Regions from separate parts of the Homo sapiens genome. Here all the other regions are linked to region 3. The links are chromatin contacts, found by Hi-C or POLR2A ChIA-PET in ENCODE. All regions are on one chromosome and are shown on one strand. The core of a region is the stretch at or near the end of the contact, and the rest is flanking DNA. Distances in the headings are between cores, read along the strand shown. Region 1 overlaps NHSL2 (NHS like 2). Region 2 overlaps LOC107985688 (a long non-coding RNA gene). Region 3 has its middle 19 kb from the start of CXCR3.

Region 1 (2,722 bases), core at 90-2,589, 460 kb before region 3:
TGTGGCCACTGCAGCTATCAGTTCCAAATCCAAGCTTTCCCAGGCGTGGGACTTTGCTAGGTCAAGAGGAGCTACCTGGGCTTGATAGCTGCCACTAGGGAGGGAAAAGTTGGCAAGAAGCTGTTTTTAGTTTCCTCCAGATGTCTGCTGGCCTAGGACCCTTTGGCTCTGTCCCCCGGGAAGGAATGTTTGTCCTAGGCAGCCTCTGCTTTGCTACTGGAGCTAGGGAGTGGGTACTCCCATCTGGGGCAAGAGAATGTGCCAACTCCTACTGTGCTTTTGCGGGTTAATCATTTCCAGGTAGGAGCTGTCACGAGTCACCCTGGTGTTCACCTCCATTGCTTTCCATGAACCAGTCTAGTTTCCTAAAAATACCTGCTCCCTATTTCCCAGGCCAAAATGCTCCAGGAAATGCCTGCAGCCCACGATTGTCAGATAAGTGGCTTCTTCTGTTAGTTTGACCTGTATTCTGATGAAAGGGATTACTAATACTGCAAGAAACAATATTCTGTGACTTACAAATTATATCTGTTAAGAATAATGAATACTTATATAGGGCTATTTATTATACTTTATAGTTTATAAAGGCTACTTTATATATTAGGTTGAACCATACAAATTTGCTGGCATTTAAATGCTTTGGACAGTTTCATAGGATTCAACCTAACACATTTTCTCATTTATTCCTCACCATAATGCTGGGTAGGTATTTTTAGCCCCATTTTACAGAGTAGAGTACTAAATCTTAAGAGTGGTGAAATGACTTTTGACTAAGATTATATATACAGGAAATAGCAGGGTTGAGACTTGAACTAAGTCTGTCTGATGCCAACTCTCATGCTCTTGGTTCTCGAGGTAGGATGATTCAGCCTGGAAGACCACTGCAAGGCTTCGAGACTCCTAGACTACCCTCAGGAATCCCCTGGCTGGTTTCTCTTGTCACCTTTTCTTAGTGGGAGAGATCAGCAGGTGCATAGATGCCTGCAAATAGAAGGTTCTAAAGTGATGAGGTGACAAGTTCTAGTTTTAAGGCTTTGGGAGCCCTGAGGAGGTACAACAAAGACAATATCCAAAGCATGTTAATTCACCCATGCATTTATCCGTCCAAGAGAATGCTACTGGGTAGCTCCCATGCACGTGACAGGCTCTGCACTAGGTGCTAAGTTAGTGCAGAGCCTAGGCTGCCAACATTCAGGGAAGAGGCTTAATCAGCAGGGCTTCTACGCTTTGGCCAGCCTCAGGAGGGGGCTGAAGCAGTAGAGGCTGGGGTGAGATCACCATGTGCATGGGACTTAGATTTCCTGTGACACTGCTCTGTCTTCCTAGCCCAGGCATGATTTGGGAGGCCACAGCTTGTGTGACCAAGCAGAAAGAAGCTGGGCTGTTGCCTGGTGCTTCAGGAGTCTGATACCACTGAGAGTTTCTAGGCTGCAGGGCTGGAGGAGGCAGCAGTAGGAAGGGAAAAGGAATGCTGGTGTTCCACTCCTCGGCCTGGTAATGGGGAAGCTGGCAGGTGGGGCCGATGAAAAAGAGCTCCCTCCCAGGCAGCCACAGGAGGAAATTCCTTTCTCCTGTGCCTAGCTGCTCTGAACCCTCGGCTCCACCATGGGGTTGGGTCTTGTAGCTGGCCAGCTTGGGGAGAAAAGGCTGGGGGAGGGCTCGTTTAGAACTTAGGCAGTGGGCATGCGACCGCCACCTTTGTTTGGGGACAGCATGTTGTCCCGTGGGAGATAATCACATTTCTCAGCTTCCTGTCAATCCAGGGGCCGAGCACCCAAGCCTGCTGTGGAGTCCAAATGCTTCCCAAACCTGGCCTGACTCAGGCCAGGGCAAAACTGGCTGCTCCACCTGTCCCCAGTGCTCTCCAGCCACCTGCCTCCTCCCATTCTGCCGACACCCACCCAGACACCAAACCCCGAGCTCAAACCCTGATGCGAGTCTTCTTGCAGGATGCAATTGAGCCCATGCTTACCATTCCAGGCTCTAAGCTGTGCCGCCATGGCTGTCACCACTGCCGCCCAGGAGCACAGTGGCTCTGGGGCCACAGAGTTAAGATCTCACAGTTGAGTAAGCCACAATGTGGGTTCTTCACACCACACCCTCCCCAACCACAGTGGTAGGGATTTCCTCAGAGCCCCGTTGCCACACACTCTGCTTTTGAAAAAAAAAAAAAAAAGGAAACAGGCATTGGGTTTTGAGTGTGATGAGACGCTGTGAACAGAGATGCCTCTGAAAGCAAAGAAAGGGGAACCTGTGACAGACCTCAGATAATCACCTCGTGAGCACTCAGGCTCTTTCTATATCTCTGTGGCCATGCTACGGCTTGTGGAAAGGCCAGGGCCATTTGTACAGCAATATGCCACATAATGGCATGTAAGTTAACACAGCAGTCCCCAACCTTTTTGGCACTAGGGACTGGTTTTGTGGAAGACAATTTCTCCACGGACTTGGGTGGGGGCATGGATTCAGGATGAAACTGTTCCACCTCAGATCATCAGGCATTAGTTAGATTCTTATAAGGAGCAAGTAATTGAGATCCCTCACATGCACAGCTCACAGTAGGGTTCCTGCTCCTATGAGAATCTAATGCCGCTGCTGATCTGACAGGAGGTGGAGCTCAGGCGGTAATGCTCGCCCGCCTGCCACTCACCTCCTGCTGTGTGACCCAGTTCTTAACAGGTCATGGACTGGTACGGGTCCATGGCCCAGGGGTTGAGGACCC
Region 2 (2,700 bases), core at 182-2,681, 460 kb after region 3:
GCTGGACAATGCAAATGAACTTTGGATGAGACTTAGCCAAGGGGCCTCCAAAGGGAGAGCAGCGGGGCTGCTTAGGAGGGAATAAAAAAATAAGGTGGTCACCTATTTCTTAGCACCTTCTTTGTTTTCCCAATCGGCAAACTCCTGTCCTCTCCTGGAGATCCAAGACCAAAATGCAAAAGCTCCCTCAGAATATGTGCCTGAGTCTGAGAGCACTTTGCAGACTGGGAGGCCCCTGAGTCTCTAGCCTTTGGTATGATACTCAGGCTCCGGGGAATTGATCCTGCACCCATTATTCACAAAGCCCTATACAAGGCAGTGTTAAACTTAGGTCAAACTGCAAGTTTTCAATCACATGCTTTAGCTGTGGGATAAAGAGACACAGCAGAGAAGTGGTGATGGTTGTGTGAGCATCAAAGAGCAAATGAGACTACAAGAAGCAGCCCAAAGGGGGCAAATTTAGCCAGTCTCTTGCCAACTTCTCACTATGGATGTTCTATTGGCTTCATTTGACCCTATCCAGGAAAGCTAGGATTTCTTGTGCAGGTGGAAGTCCATTCATTCGCCTATTTCAGGGGTCTGGGTCCAGAAGAGCTTGTTAGTTCAGTCTCAGCTCCCTACTTTTCTTACTCCCCCTTCCTTTCCCCCTCCTCCTATTAACGACTGAAGGTCTGTTTCCTCTTTAGGGCTGCAATTTTGCATTTGCAGCCCCCGGCAAAACTGTCATACGTGCCCACCGCAGGTGCCCACTGCAGATGCCCGAGACCCAGAGAAATGTTTGTAAACTTTCAACCCTGACTGTACTCCCCCGGACTCCTCCCTCAGTGGGGCCGGCTGTTGGGGCAAGGCAGCTGACCTTTGCTAGGGACTCAGAGCTGCGGGGGTTCTGGAATTGAACTGGAAATTGAGTGGCAAAAGCCCCGCTGTCGTTTCTCCTGCCCCTGCTCCCACCCCGATCTTGTGGACGAGAAAAAGCTCAAAGAACAGTGAGGGGTTAAGCTCCTTATAAGGAAATGAACCTCCTCTTTCCTGTACGGAAATTGTGCTTTTTGCTTCTATATGTTCAAAATACACTGTAAAAAAACGATCCTCGATAGGATTCACCAAATCCACTTCCCTAGGGCGAGGCGGCGGAGGTGGGGGGTGGGCGTCGAGTGGGAGCGAGGAGAGAGAGGACGGGAGGGGCGGGAATCAGGCGAGTGTGTGAAGAATTTGAGGGATGAGTCATCAAAAACAAACTGGGAAAGGGAGCGGAACTAGTAATCCGAGCTGGGAAGCAGACGAACATTCATTAGACGCAGATCGTGTCAATCACGTTTGCTCCGCAAATGACCTGAGAGCCTGCCGGGCCTCTCCGACCGGAAAAAGGGTTTTGGTGGGCGGTCTAAAGATTTTGAAATCGGAAAAGGCAGATTGCTAGCGAGCCGTCAGAGCAGCTTGCCGCAGCTCAGGCGGGCTCCGCAGAAAGATGGCGTTTGCTATCAAGGTCACATGGCCACTTTAGGGGACTAAAACGAAATACTAGCTGAGAACAACAGGAACTGCCAGCACAGGATCAGATTTTCAGAAGCAGTCTCAATTCTAAGTGTCTTTTTCTAATTAGAATCGTAAGCACATTTTTTTGTATTTGTCCGAACACATGTCCTAAGTCATCAAAACTATGTGAAGGGGTGGAGTTTCACTGGGGGTCTTCTCTTTCCGGGAGCCTGAAAAGGATGGGAGGAGGGTGGGGGAAACCCAAGGGCCAGGGTAACCGCAGAACCGGAAAGCAGCACGTGCCAGGACAGAAGGCACCCACTAGGGTCTCTGCACTGAGAGCAGTATGGGAAACCGATTCCACCAGGGACTGTGAAACTCACTAGATCTGTTAGGCTGGTGCAAAAGTAATGGCGGTTTTTGCCGTTAAAGGTAATTGCAAAAACCGCCATTACTTTTGCACCAACCTTCAGGTTCGGGTCTACGCAGCTTTGTCTAACCTCTGACCTCTCATGAGTTGGGAAAGGTTACCCTGGCAAAAAAGGATTTGCTTAGGTGCCCTATACATTGTACCAGATAACTTCCTCTATGATTTTTTTTTTTTTTTTTGAGATGGAGTTTTCACTCTTGTTGCCCAGGCTGGAGTGCAATGGCACGATCTCGGCTCCTTGCAACCTCCGCCTCCCGGGTTCAAGTGATTCTGCTGCCTCAGCCTTCGAAGTAGCTGGGATTACAGGTACCTGCCACCACATCTGGCTAATTTTTTGTACTTTTAGTGGAGATGGGGTTTCACCATGTTGGCCCAGCTGGTCTCGAACTCCTGACCTCAGGTGATCCACCTGCCTCAGCTTCCCAAAGTGCTTGGATTACAGGCGTGAGTCACTGCGCCTGGCCTCCTCTGTGGTTAAGCTTTATTTATTTATTTATTTATTTATTTATTTATTTATTTATTTATTTTGAGATGGAATTTCGCTCTGTCATCCAGGCTGGAGTGCAGTGGTTCAGCTCAGTGCAACTTCCACCTCCCGGGTTCAAGCTATTCTCCAGCCTCAGCCTCCCGAGTAGCTGGGGTTACAGGAGTGTGCCACCATGCCCAGCTAATTTTTGTATTTTAGTAGAGATGGGGTTTATTTTATTTTTATTTAGTAGAGGCAGGGTTTCACCATGTTGGCCAGGCTAGTCTCAAACTCCTGACCTTAGGTGATCTGCCCATCTCGGCCTCCG
Region 3 (2,817 bases), core at 317-2,816:
GGTCTCATTTAATCCTCATCACATACATAGGCCATAGAAATGAAAAAACTGAGGCACTGAGAATTTAAGTAACCAGTCCAAAGTCACGCAGCTAGGAAATGGAGGAGGTGAGCTTTGATCAGATCTGTAACTCTCAGATCGAGTTGATTGTGTCATGAAAGGAAGATGGTGCTTTGCTCTCACTGGAGATAAGATCTGGGAAGGGGGTAAAAAAAAGATGACATGGAGAGGGGAGGACAATGTCCTGCAGATGAAGGCAGGTTGAGGCAGAATTAAGCATGAAGTTAGTTTAAAGACTGGGAAAGAAATAGAGAGGATTTAATATGTATAAACAAGTTCCTAAATTAGGAACTTAATTTTTTTTCATCTATTTTTCTGTGCCACATTTAACTAACATGGTTCTTTGGAGGTTATTAGAGTGCAGCACTTTCACTTCGTCTCTCAGTAACTACACAACAGTCTCTGAGGGTAGCTATTATTATTTTGCTCATTTTACTGAGGAAGAAACAGCCTTAAAGACTGTGATCTGTCCATGATCATACAGGAAGTGACAGATACAGGCATGCAGTCCAGATATCGTGTCTTTTGTTGATCCAGCTGAGTGAAAGCAGGACTTACTGCCTGCGCCACCCCTCTGGTGTTGAAGTCATCTCTAAGTCCAGTCCCTTAGCCTGAGGTAACTGAGACCAGAAGAAAGTGATCTGGGAGAATGAGGAGCCGAGCCCCAGGGCCTGAAACCAAGTCCTTGGAGAGAATCACTGAGAATCTTACAAGACGGTGGGAATATAGACCTACCAGGGATAGCCTGTATCTTCAAAGAATTCTTTAAGTGGAGGAAAAAGAATTGTTTTAAAAATTACAATCCAGAAGGCTGAGGTGGGAGGATCACTGGAGCCTGGGAGGCAGAGGTTGCAATGAGCCGAGATCATGCCATTGCACTCCAGCTTAGGCGACAGAGCAAGACCCTGTCTCAAAAAAAAAAAAAAAAAAAAATTAAAATCCGGTATCCAAAATTCTATTCTACGCTGGTGCAGACTGTCCTGTGGGAGCCCAAAAAGAAGCAGTCACTACTGCATTGGAGGTTTGAGGCCAGCTTCTGAAAGGAAGAGATTCCCAATGGATAAGGCAACTGAGTTAGGACAGAGCACATGGGAACACATGCACAGAGGCATGGAGAGGAGCCTGTTGACTCATTTGGTGAACAAACTTGGCAGTATGCTTAGTAAGTGGGACTCTTGTTAAAGAGCCAGGCCACTGGGGCCTTGTGTGTCAGGCTCAGGGCATCGACCTATATACACAGGGCCATGGGGAAGAGCACTGTCGAGTTTTGAACAGGGAAATGATATGATTAGATTTGTATCCTGAGCAATCTTTCCATATCAAGGCAAGACTGGGCACAGGGGAATCAGGTAAGAGGGGCTGTCACAGCGGGCCAGTAGAGAGATGCCAGCTTGAGCCTCGGGAGGAAGGGCAGAGAGGAGGGAACCTATTTAAGAACATACGCTTCTGAGCACTTGTGCTGGTAGGGTTGCTGAATCATCGCAGATGCACCTGTTGCCTAGATACTACCCAGCTGCTCTCCAAAAAGGCTGCACCAATTTACGTAGGAAATGTTCTTTAGAGCACCCCAGCTATTTTTCATTCTTTCTCAGTCTTCCCATAATGCTATTGCATATTAACTGCCCTGTGAAGGAGAATCATATTCTCTGATGTGGATAAAGAAAATCAAAAGCTTCATGTTAAACTTGTGATTCCCCGTGTACTATGCATGGCTCCCCCCTGCTTTCTCTTCTACTATGCCCAGGCTCCTCAGTACATTGAAAGGTGTATCTTTCTTTATTGTTAGTCATCCCAGACTATAAATCTAGGTATACAAGAAACATTGCCTCTCTTTATTGTTTTTCTATATCAATCTAATTTCAATTCTGCACTCCGTCTTGGCAGAGTCTGGGAAATTCACCCTGAGTCATCCTCACATTTCCTGCTTCCCTGATGTCAAGAAGAGGTCTTGGGACCTTTCACGGTATCAGACATCTAGGGGCAGAGGGGTAGAGGGTCTTGTTGTCTGTAAGTTTCTGCTAAGCCATTCATTCTACCCTGTTCATTGCTGCTTCTGTGGCTGAGGAAATCTGCCAGGCAGCTGGAAGGCCTGCAGTTTCCGGTGCATCTCCCTGCACACACCAAGGGACCACTCCTCTTTGGGGAATTACCAGCTCCTCAGAGTGTTACTAGGAAGCAGGGCCCGGGGACCCACAGCTCTCTCTCTCCTCCCTCTTCTCCTTCTACCCAGGCTGTATACCTCTCCTGAGGCAATAAAGCACATAGCTGGCTTCATTTTGATAAGGTGTGGGGAGAAAGAGGGAAACACAAGGAGGGAAGATACAGGCTTCAGCCTATGGCACCTAAAGGGATAAACTGATTGTCTACTAAAAATACAAAAAAATTAGCCGGATGTGGTGGCACGTGCCTGTAGTCCCAGTTACTTGGGAGGCTGAGGCAGGAGAATCGCTTGAAGCCAGGGAGGCAGAGGTTGCAGTGAGCCCAAATTGCACCACTGCACTCCAGCTTGGGTGACAGAGCGAGACTCTGTCTTGGAAAAAATAATAATAATAAAATAAAATAAAAAGCCAACATCCAATCTAATGTTAAAATACTTAGGCCGGGCACAGAGGCTCATGCATGTAGTCCCAGCACTTTGGGAGGCCAAGGTGGGAGGATCGAGACCAGCCTGGGCAACATAGTGAAACCCGGTCTCCACAAAAAGAAAAAACCAAGCTTAAAATACTTAAGTGGGGGGTGTAGCCCAACATCATGTTT

What was found. Hi-C counts contacts between places; a loop is a spot of excess contacts on that map. ChIA-PET counts read pairs that join two places held with the same protein, here RNA polymerase II (POLR2A). Pooled maps may share reads with other maps.
Region 1: a loop to region 3 is called in a map with no recorded cell type, with 2.7 times the contacts of the local background. The contact joins two enhancer-like sites. A Hi-C loop is called at or near these places in 1 of 168 maps with a recorded cell type or tissue (natural killer cell), 2 of 37 single-sample maps with no recorded cell type and 1 of 50 pooled maps. POLR2A ChIA-PET finds 5 or more read pairs at or near these places in 1 of 52 experiments (HCT116).
Region 2: a loop to region 3 is called in a pooled map, with 4 times the contacts of the local background. The contact joins two enhancer-like sites. A Hi-C loop is called at or near these places in 3 of 37 single-sample maps with no recorded cell type and 6 of 50 pooled maps. POLR2A ChIA-PET finds 5 or more read pairs at or near these places in 1 of 52 experiments (activated naive CD8-positive, alpha-beta T cell).

Annotation. Positions count from the first base shown.
Region 1 is chrX:72,100,493-72,103,214 of GRCh38, reverse strand. The region is part of intron 1 of NHSL2 (NHS like 2); the gene reads right to left. Among named protein-coding and RNA genes, the nearest start is that of RTL5, 30 kb to the left of the region's middle. RefSeq lists a silencer at 1,979-2,098. Within about 2 kb of position 1,339, at least 7 of the 41 ENCODE cell types and tissues checked have a DNase peak (open chromatin) inside an H3K27ac peak, as active enhancers do.
Region 2 is chrX:71,180,787-71,183,486 of GRCh38, reverse strand. It overlaps LOC107985688 (a long non-coding RNA gene), which reads left to right. Exons shown (of 2, transcript XR_001755878.2): 2 at 1-105. Among named protein-coding and RNA genes, the nearest start is that of NLGN3, 37 kb to the right of the region's middle. RefSeq lists enhancers at 1,015-1,104, 1,154-1,448, 1,505-1,554. Within about 2 kb of position 1,431, at least 35 of the 41 ENCODE cell types and tissues checked have a DNase peak (open chromatin) inside an H3K27ac peak, as active enhancers do.
Region 3 is chrX:71,635,805-71,638,621 of GRCh38, reverse strand. No RefSeq gene overlaps it. Among named protein-coding and RNA genes, the nearest start is that of CXCR3, 19 kb to the right of the region's middle. Within about 2 kb of position 1,566, at least 7 of the 41 ENCODE cell types and tissues checked have a DNase peak (open chromatin) inside an H3K27ac peak, as active enhancers do.